Linked DNA regions of Mus musculus: region 2 is linked to region 1. Evidence: chromatin loops called from intact Hi-C (ENCODE). Cell type or tissue: left cerebral cortex. All regions are shown on one strand.

What was found. Peaks named below come from ENCODE experiments on the same cell type or tissue, not always from the same donor. Only the 100,000 strongest peaks of a DNase experiment are listed, where the experiment ranks them.
Region 2: it touches region 1 in a loop (2.3-fold over the local background); 5 of 42 quality-filtered maps call a loop at or near these places.

What each region holds. Positions count from the first base shown.
Region 1 is chr11:69,897,957-69,902,956 of GRCm38, forward strand. 2810408A11Rik (RIKEN cDNA 2810408A11 gene) reads right to left here and starts at 2,958. Exons shown (of 9, transcript NM_001382461.1): 1 at 2,347-2,958; 2 at 1,750-1,854; 3 at 1,561-1,632; 4 at 1,243-1,331; 5 at 891-1,136; 6 at 296-454; 7 at 147-194. The coding sequence starts at 2,795. Neurl4 (neuralized E3 ubiquitin protein ligase 4) reads left to right here and starts at 3,860. Exons shown (of 29, transcript NM_001013414.3): 1 at 3,860-4,229. The coding sequence starts at 3,942. In left cerebral cortex, no CTCF peak of the experiment used is centred here; DNase peaks (open chromatin) are centred at 3,119 and 3,728; H3K4me3 peaks cover 2,508 bases; H3K27ac peaks cover 1,967 bases.
Region 2 is chr11:69,844,335-69,849,334 of GRCm38, forward strand. It overlaps Plscr3 (phospholipid scramblase 3), which reads left to right and starts at 2,283. Exons shown (of 8, transcript NM_023564.4): 1 at 2,283-2,357; 2 at 2,574-2,741; 3 at 3,001-3,239; 4 at 3,323-3,365; 5 at 3,469-3,689; 6 at 3,880-4,041. The coding sequence starts at 2,735. In left cerebral cortex, no CTCF peak of the experiment used is centred here; DNase peaks (open chromatin) are centred at 2,030, 2,208 and 2,760; H3K4me3 peaks cover 1,733 bases; H3K27ac peaks cover 1,613 bases.

The sequences.
Region 1 (5,000 bases):
AAAAGGGATTGGGAGGGTGGGAGATGGGAGCTTGTTAAGAGCCAGGCCTAGAGAGATGGTGCCCTTGCCAGGTTGCACTAGAGTTAGGGTTATGCTCAGAAAGCGCTAAATGGTTTTGTCATACCCAAAGACGCTTCCAACAGTACCTGGAGTGCCTTTCGGATTCTCAGTAACCCAGGTCAAACCTGAAGGACCTGGAAGTAACAGGAGGACAGTTTGTTCCGTCCTCCCACCCCACCCCCCAGGCTGTCCTCCCCGGGCCATCCTCCCCAGGCCATCCTCCCCAGTCTCTCACTATCCTGTTCTTCATCTTCTATATCCTCTCCGAGCTCTGGGCGGGAGCCGGACCTCAGATACCTTCCTTTGCTGTAGTATTCCTTGCGCTGTAGATTAGCCAGCTGCCCCATGGAAGAGTCTGAGGCTGATGGGAACTGGTTTCTATAGGTAGCAGAATCTGAAAAAGTACCCCAGACAATCTTGAGCCTGTGGCCACCTGCTCTGCCTTTGAGTCAGGCCACTACCGGATTAGAGTTTAAGTTCTCATCTAACACCCCTCCCCCATGTTAAAAAGCCTTCAGTGAACCCCCATCCCCCAAGGGTTCTCTTAATCTCTCTGTTCAGTTTGTCTCTGGAGGCCCCCCCCCCCCCAGTGGAGACTCAGCTCCAGTTGTTCCCATTCCTTCCCTAGCGTCCCCTCCAGTCACTGCCTCTCTGTCAGACGAGCAAGACTGTAGGCCAATGCTCTCTGAATAAATCAGAATACAGCAGAGATGTGAGGAGCAGAGAGCCAAAGAGAACAGATTTGAAAACATGTAAATTTCAAGGAGATCTGGGCTCTGGAAGAGTCTCTTGTCTCCACTCTGCAGCCCCAGGAGGCCCCTGTCACTAACCGTTGGTGCTTAAGACATGGCTATCAGTCATCAGGACAGTGTCATTTTTGACTCCTGTGGCCAGTCTTCCTGCCCAGCCTTTCTCCACAGGCCTAGGCTTCAGGTCTGTCGCCACAGCTTGATTACTGCTGCTGATGCTGGCACTAGCCCCAATGCTCTCTTCCTCAGTGGGCAGGTTTTTTGGGGACTTTAGGAACTTCCCTTCACTGTAGTGTATCTTTCGGTGCTTGTCAAAATCACTGGAGTCTGTGGGCCAGCGTGAAAGCTTAGCTTTCCCCCAAGGTCTTCACAGAAGGGCTGCCCCCCACCCAAGCTCCCCTGTCCATCGAGACCCACCCCACGTCTCACATACATGTCTTGGCAAAGTTGTCTGTGTCCTTTGAGTTTTTGTTGTCTCCGTACTGGAGGACCTTGGGGAGGAAATTGTCCATTGTGGCAAACCTGAAGGGGAGGGAGACTAGTTGGGGGTACAGAAGGGAAAAAAAATGATGGTGGGGGTAGGTGTTGGGTGGGGACCAAGCTGCTGATTGCCTAGATCAGCTTTGGTTAGGCCTGAGGAGGTAGGTAGTACCTACCATTTTAGGGTTTGAGGAACAAAGCTATCTGAGACTGCCTTCAAAGGTATGAGGGCAGAGGGCACAGCTCAACTAATCTCTGAGAGGGCTCTCACCTCTCTGCCACTGACTGAGGAGTCACCTTGAGAGAAGATTCTGCAGATGGGTCCTCATCGGTGTCCTGCAGCCTGCAGAGGAGGAGGAGGAGGAGGAGGAGGCAGTGTTTGTGCCCCGAGGCTTCTCTGCCTCTTCCTCATAGCCACATGTTAGAATACAGTTTAGGCTCAAAAGCTAGGGCTTAGCACCTGTGGTAGGGGGTTCTGGGCTCATCCGCCTTCATAAAGCCATAGTCTTTGTCAGCAGGGTGGTAGGTAGCCAAGATGTTCATTTCATCCCAGCGCTGAGACTTCCTAAGGTGAGGGAAGGAGCAAAGGAGGAAGCTCTTCTGGCGACCCTCTCCTAACAGAGAGGTCTCCTTCATTCTTCCCGGCATTCAAAAAATTCTTCTTATATTCCCTCGTAGAGGCTAGGATGGGAGCCAGATACCCAGTGATAATCAGTGCTGTGTGGCCAGGATTCCTGTGACACCTGCTGCCCTCTCCAAGTCATGGAACTTCAGATTTCCAACCTATTTGACCTCACCACCTCTCCCTAACCAGGGCCTTGGGACTCTGTTTTTTTCTTGGCTTCAGCTCAAGGTGTCCTGAACTCCTCCCTCCCTCCCGTCTCAGGGCTGCTGGCTAAAAGCTGAGTTGCTGCTATTTAAGCTCTCACCTTTCTTACTCTCTAGCCCTCCTTCCCTCGCTCTTTCCCCCTGCCTTTCTACAATAAAGCTCTAAAACCATTAAAAAAAAAAAAAACAAAAAAACAAAAAAAAAAAAAAAACCAGCTGAGTTGCTTACTTCTCCGAACCGGGGGGTTTCTTTATCAAAATGGAGCTGCTGTTTTTTAGGATGCTCCGAGGCCGCTCCGTGAAAGATGTCCCGGAGTGTGTACTACTCTCCGAGCTGTACACTTTAGCCTCCTCCGGCCCGGGGGTGGACGCCTTAGTTGCACCAGTTCCAGTGCCAGGGGATGTGCTGGACCCAAGGCTTGCAACCTCCTGAAGTTGCGGAGCGGGTCCTGAATTGAGGGTCACTGCCCCTTCAGAGGGCTGAATTGGACCAGGACTGCGGACTACAGGGTTCCCGGAATGCAAGAGGGAGCCAGGACCGCGAAGCAAGGCTACTCCGGGGGGTAATCCGGTGTCTGTTTGCATACCTCTGGCACTGCCAGGTACTGCCCTAGAAACCCCCCCAGGGGATTCTGCACTGAGGCCACTAACAGGTGCGAGAGACTCCGGCTTCTCCATAGCTCAACTTGGTAACCACTTCAATTCCACTGCCTACCCTTCTAGCTGCACATAGCCCTGCCCGTTGGCCCTGCCCCCATCGCGGCGGGCGGTGGGCGCTGGGGGCTCCGGGTCAGACCGGACCTCCTCTGCCTCTTCTCCCTGGCGCTGAGGCAGGTGAAAGGTCGACTATCAGACTTCAGCCTGGGAGTTCCTCCGCACACCCTTCCCTTATTGTTACACCCCAAGACTTTCTTTGTCTCTGTAATTTGTTCCCGCCCTTCTCCATCACCGCCCTTCTCCGAATCAACCAATCACAGTCAAGGGGCCTGGCCAGCGGTGAGGAGCCTTGTGATGTCACAGCCCCGCAACACCAGGGAGAGCCTGAGTAGGGCTGGGTTCTGTTAATAGCTCTCAGGTAACCTCTCAGAGGTGTCCGCTCTGTCCCTTGAGATTACCCAACGGGACACCGCTAGGATTTTTATTAGTAACTTTTAAGATTTAAGAGTTTCATTGGCACAGAGCTCAAGTTGGCCTTGAAATGTGTGCGGGTAGGAGAGGTGTGATGCAAAGTCTGTGGGGCCGGAGCGGGGTGAGGTGCGAGACTGGGTCAAGGAGAGGTGTGATGCGTGATCGGATTGCGACATTTCCGGCCTCGGCACTGTGAAGGGCTGAGACTTGGATTTATAAAACTACTTTTTCTCTGTCCCGAAGATAGCGTTTACTTCCATCGCCTTAAAGCGTGCGGTGTTAGGGGAAGCCACCAGCCCTTGCGTTAAGGCGAATGCTCTAATATGTCGCTTTTCCCTAACAAGGGTTGGGTCCAAGGCGCCGGGCGACGTCGCAAAGTGTATCTGGGCGCCAGCACGCCTTCGTCGCAAAGACGCCTGCGGCGGGCGATTCTGCCATCCACTGTCGCAAAAGCAGCCCAAATCTTCCCGGCTCTCGTAGCCTCTGTCGTCCCGCTGGGCCGTAAAGCAGTCCCCCGACCCCGTCGTCCTTCCGTTCCCCTCGTGAGAGACCTCGGTTCCTTAGCTGCGGACGCTTCAGTGCCGTAAAGCACACCAGGCCCCAGCCCCCCGGCCGTATTCCCCCAGGGCGTCTGGCCGCCGCGGTTGCCACGGTGCCGCCAAGCGCGGCTGTCGCGCGGCCGCGGTATCAGCGGCGATGGCGGCGGGGTCGGGTGGGAGTGGGGGCTCTGGGGCGGGCCCCGGGCCAGGACCGGGGCCCGGCGGGGGTGGGGGCCCTGGCAGCAGCGGACCAGGCCTGGGGTCCGGCGGGGGTCTCGGCGGTGGCGGGGAGCTGCACCCGCGCACCGGGCGCTTGGTCAGCCTGTCGGCCTGCGGGCGCACGGCGCGGCGGCAGCAGCCGGGCCAAGAGTTTAACCACGGGCTGGTGCTGAGCCGAGAACCCTTGCGCGATGGACGCGTCTTCACCGTCCGCATCGACCGCAAGGTGCAAAGCCGGGGCAGCTGAAACGAGGTGTGGAGGGGAGTGGGAGGGGACGGGAGGGAGAAGCGGTAGGACTGCCAGAAGGTCTGCATCTCCAACCGAGCCTCCAGGTACCGATAGCGAGCCGGCACACTGTAGTGCACCGGGGAAGAGAAAGGAGAAGGACACGGAGCAGACACATTCATTCTGAAGGAGCATTCGTTTCCCGCAGGACAGGGAGCCAGGGTCCGGTGGTTAGAATGGCTAGTGAACACGTCTAGCACAATCTCTTAGGGATGGAAGACTGACAGGTGCCCGAGATGGAAGAGTAGAGAAATAATAAAAAGCGCAAACTGTTGACAAACGTCCCAAACCAGAAAGATAGATGAGGAGACATGCGAAAAAGGGAGTGTATGTGACTTGCTTGACTCCAAAACGAATTTGGAAAGAGAAGAGAATGAATTTGGGTGGAGCTTTGCCCTACTAGAGTATTGGGGTTGGGAATGAGAGTGATGTAGGAGAGCGAGCATTGTGGACCTAAGAAGCATGGGATTGGAGTGGCTGAGGAGCTACAGAGACTGGGAAGTAAGAGGAGATCGGGTTAAAACCAGGGCCTTTAACCAGCTTGTTCAGTGGGTAGAGGGGGTGATGTGCTAAAACACGTGTCAGCAGACACAGATGCTGAGAGCCAGTGGGTCCTGGTAGTTATGGAGGCTAGTTCCAAAAATTATTTGTGTGTCTATGTCAGTGGCCTCAGAGGACAGGGTGAGAGGCACACGGTGCTCTGGAATGTGG
Region 2 (5,000 bases), 54 kb before region 1:
AGGCTGTAGTTAGGTTTATTAGTGGAATGAACAACATAGCAGGGCAAAGTGGTGCAAGCCTTTAATCTCAGCACACCAGAGGTAGAGACAGGTATATCTCTGTTAGTTGGAGGCTAACCTGGGCTACATAGTGAATTCCAGGATAGCCAAAGCCACATAATAAGACCTGTCTTAAACAAAAGACTAGAACATTCTCCTCTCTCATCTCCTAGAGTTCAAATCTTCCAAGATGTTCAGATTCCAGGAGCAAGAGAGATGGCCTAGGGGATCAAAGCCCTGACTGCTCTTCCAAAGGACCTGGGTTTGATTCCCAGCACCCATATGGCAGCTCCCAGCTCTCTGAACGTCCAGTTCCAGGGGACGCGACGACACCTTCTTCTGAGCACTGCATGCACCTGTTATGGAGTCATACACTCGGGCATGACACCCTATAGACATAGTAAAATTAAGAATGCAGACCTCGCTGTTTCTTGTGAGACTATGCCGGGGCCTAGCAAACACAGAAGTGGATGCTCACAGTCAGCTATTGGATGGGTCACAGGGCCCCCAATGGAGGAGCTAGAGAAAGTACCCAAGGAGCTAAAGGGAACTGCAACCCTATAGGTGGAACAACAATATGAACTAACCAGTACCCTGGAGCTCTTGTCTCTAGCTGCATATGTATCAAAAGATGGCCTAGTCAGCCATCACTGGAAAGAGAGGCCCTTTGGACTTGCAAACTTTATATGCCCCAGTACAGGGAAATGCCAGGACCAAAAAGAGGGAGTGGGTGGGTAGGGGATTGGGGGGGTGGGTATGGGGGACTTTTGGGATAGCATTGGAAATGTAAACGAGAAAAATACCTAATAAAAAAGAAAGAAAGAAAAAAAAAGAATGCAGACCTCAGCAGTGGAAACATGGCCCTTGTTGGTAAGACCACCCATTGCTCTGTGCTCAACCTTACACTGAAGTGGGCTTATTTGGCATTTGGGGACAGTTAAAGCTTCCTTCCGCTCATTTGCTGGGTTTTCAGCACTAGTAAGAAGTACCCCCAAAGGAACGGGATCTTAGAGGTGAAAGGTCAACAGAGAGACCAAGATATATGAAGCCAGGGATTGCACGGGCAGGCAGTAAATGACATAGCACAGCAAGGCAAGGGGGAGGAGGGGTCTGTGCTGTGCAGAAGGGTCTCAGAGGCCTAGCATGACTCAACTTGCAATTTTCTCCTTACATCCTATCTCTGAGGCATAATGAAGTCATGTTCCCTCATATACACATCAACACTGCCTCACTGCCCTGGTCTCTGGTGCAATCCACCACAGTAGGACCAGATTTCTGTAAGAACCTCTCCCTTACCTTGGCCTGCCCACAGCCTCCTGGGTTGTTCTGACACAGTAGTTCTCAGTTTAGGCTGTACAATAAAAACTAGAATTCTAAGAATCCCTAGTCTGCACCCCAAGCACTAATATACAATTGATAGGAAGTTAAGACCCAGGCACAAGTGATGGGCTAGTTTCGGCTTTGTTTCTTTAATATCTCCCCTAGTGACCCAGGTCACTCCCAAGCTGACCTGGAACTCGCGATCCTCCACACCTGCCCAGATACTATGCTATCTTCTTTTGAGGAAAGGAGTCTTTTGAGAGAGTCTCCCTATTGTAGCCCTGACTTGGTCTGGAACTATGTAAAACAGACTGGCCTCATACTTGTGACTCTCCTCTTGCCTCTCCTTTCCCAAACGCTGGGATTGCATGTTTTGCCTCCATACTGGGGAATGGAGGGCCTGTTCTGTTCAAGTGTCTTTCCCTGAGCCTTACCTCATGCACATTCATTACTGTTACCTTTTGAAAGTCTGTCACGCGTGTAATGGGCGTGCCTGAACTGAGAGGTGACTGAGTGGGTCAACGCTGTGACAGGGGGAGAACACAGCGAGGTCGCCCTGAGAAGAACACCGAGCCAAGTCTGGGAGGCAAGGAATGAGTGTGAATGGTGTTCCGCTGCGTCAGCGAGGCCCGCCCCGCCCTTGGGAGGAGGATCCCGGGGACCGGAGCAGCCACGCGGTGGGGAGGCAGAGCAGCAACCCGCGGAAAAGGCGAGGGTCTTGCTGCTGGGGATAGGGCCGCAATCACCCTCCAACAGGCCAGGTCTCCAAGCCTCTGCAGTCGGAGCGGAAGGGGCGGAACCACGGTGAACAAAGCGCACAAGGTCCAAGGTCCGCGGCCCCGGGGGAGGAGAAGCGCCTGCTTTCTGCGCAGTCGCCCCGCCCGGACTGGGGGGCGGGACTTAGGCGACCCGGGGGTGGGGTCAGATCTGGGCCCGCCTCCACCAGCGCCTGTGAGCCCCGGAGTGCGTGGCCCCCCGACTTATTCTGGGGGCTTCAGGTGAGCCGGACCATAGAGGGGTTAAGGAGACTTTCCTCGGGGTCAGGTCATCTGTCTGACCTCAGGACCATCTGCCCTGCCGTCTGCCAACAGCCATCTCCGTAGAAAAAATGGGAGAACAAAGGGAGGGGGCGGTCCTGGGGCCCCTAAGAAAATTCAGGGTCCTAGGTACCCCGCCCCGCCCGCTGACACTTTCGGTTTCTCCCCGAGTCTTAGGTGCCGCCCTAGAGACCCTGGGCCCGTACTGGGCGCAGCTACCTCTTCGCCTCTGCCTGTCCGTCTTTGTTTCTGTGTCTGTCTAGCTGTTCCCGAGCTTGTCCCACTCCAGAACTAAGTCTCCCCTACGCCAAAAGCCCAAGACTCCCCTCCTGATTCCCATGGCAGGTACGTTGACGCTAGGTTGGGGTCTCCATTATTCCCCCCTGCCCCCACGAAATTGGGTGCCGGGTGTCGAACACATTCTCCAGGAATGTGCTCAGACTGGCTGCGTGGGGCCCTCCCTTCCTCCTGGGGAGCCACCGCCCTGCCCCTCCGCCCCATCATTCTCTGCCTCTTCTTACGTTTTCCGCGGGTGCTCCTGGTCCTTGGGCTGTGAAAGAAGAGTCCACAGATAACTTTCTAATCTACTCCTGCTCCCCTACAGGCTACTTGCCCCCCAAAGGCTATGCCCCTTCACCCCCACCTCCCTACCCCGTGCCATCTGGGTATCCAGAGCCGGTGGCTCTGCATCCTGGACCGGGACAAGCTCCAGTGCCCACCCAGGTGCCTGCCCCTGCTCCCGGCTTCGCTCTCTTCCCCTCGCCAGGCCCAGTGGCTCCAGGGCCTCCTGCTCCTTTCGTGCCATTGCCAGGGGTGCCTCCTGGCCTCGAATTCCTAGTGCAGGTGAGTGAGAGAGAGGATGGCTGGGAGGAGAACTGAAGTTCGAGGTGACGGATAAGGTCAACGCTGCTCTTAACTCTTTACAGATTGATCAAATCTTGATTCATCAGAAGGCTGAACGAGTGGAAAGTGAGTAGGAGATGGATGGAGCAAGATGGGCTTCATGATCTTTATGGCAGTGGTTAGCTTCTGGGCAGGTGGCCCCCGAGCCTCAGCGTGTTGCCCTTCCCAGCGTTCCTAGGCTGGGAGACCTGTAATATGTATGAACTTCGCTCCGGAACCGGACAGCAACTGGGTCAGGCAGCTGAAGAGAGCAACTGTTGTGCCCGCCTGTGCTGTGGTGCCCGCCGACCATTTCGAATCCGCCTAGCGGACCCTGGGGACCGCGAGGTGCTCCGGCTCCTCCGCCCACTTCATTGTGGCTGCAGCTGCTGCCCCTGTGGTCTTCAGGAGGTGGGCATGGCAGGTTTTGGGGTGGTTGGTGGGCAGTGTATGGTAAGCAGCGCAGAAAGAGTTGTGGCTTTAATAGGAGTGGGGGCGGTTTAGTTGAGGGTCTGAACAGTCAGAAGACAGCTGGCACCAGTGAAGAGCGCTGGCCAAGGTGTCCTGGCTTGACAGTAATCCTGTCTGCTTCCCTTTCCAGATGGAAGTCCAGGCTCCACCTGGCACCACCATTGGCCATGTGCTACAGACCTGGCATCCCTTCCTTCCTAAGTTTTCCATCCTGGATGCTGATCGCCAACCTGTTCTACGAGTTGTAGGGCCTTGCTGGACTTGTGGCTGTGGTACAGACACCAACTTTGAGGTATTATGAATTAGGGGGCGGTGATTTCTAGGCTCTTCACAAACCAAGATTGGGGGCGATGAGCTGGCTCAGAGGGTGAAGGTACTTGCCACCAAGTTTGACAACCTGGGCCCTAGCCATGAGTCCCATATTGTAGAAGACAGTTCCTGCAAACTGTCCTCCCCACACACATGCCATGGTGCACGCAATCAATCAACCAAGCAATCATTCAATCAGTCAATGTAATTAGAAAAACAAGAAGAAAAGGCAGTAGCCTCCGTGCTAACGGATGACTTAAGGTCAAGACCTGTCTGAAACCAAAAATGTCTTCTTCAGTCCAAGACTGCATGTTCCCTACAGCCCTGCAGGGCCTTAGGGAGCATCTGAGGCCAGCCTGCATCTAAAGTGGAGGACTGTTATCTCCCAGTCTTCCACTGCATACATTTGCCATGGGCTCGACCCAGGTAGCCCCTGTGCTTATCTGTAAGCATAGACCCTTTCATAATTTAACCCTTGGCTTGGCCTGGAAACCTAGAAGTCCAAATGACCCATCTAACCAGAAGTCCAGGTGATGTCCTTCTCCCAGAGACTTCCTCTCACCAACCCAGGACCAGAGGAACCCAGCTGGTAAAGACTCCAGAGTGAGGGTTGGGAGACTCTCTGGCTCCTAGCACTGCTCGGACTCTTGAGTTCTTTAAGGGATGAGTCCCCATTCTGATAAGGGAGAAACAACAGGTTTCATCCAGTAGAGGTGCTTCACCTAAGGTTGCCTTTTAAAAAGTGAGTCACCTTAGTAGTCAGAGGCAGTTTTTGTGGCCGAGAACCGGTTGGAGAGGAGATAATTGTGTGATCTCCGCGATGGGAATGTGTACGCTATGGGGTTCTCAGGGAGTCAGTGTCCCTTTCACACAATCCTGAATGGTCCATGCGTGAGGCACACTCTCAGGACTGCAGAGTTGGCAGCAGTAGACTTTGCTGAG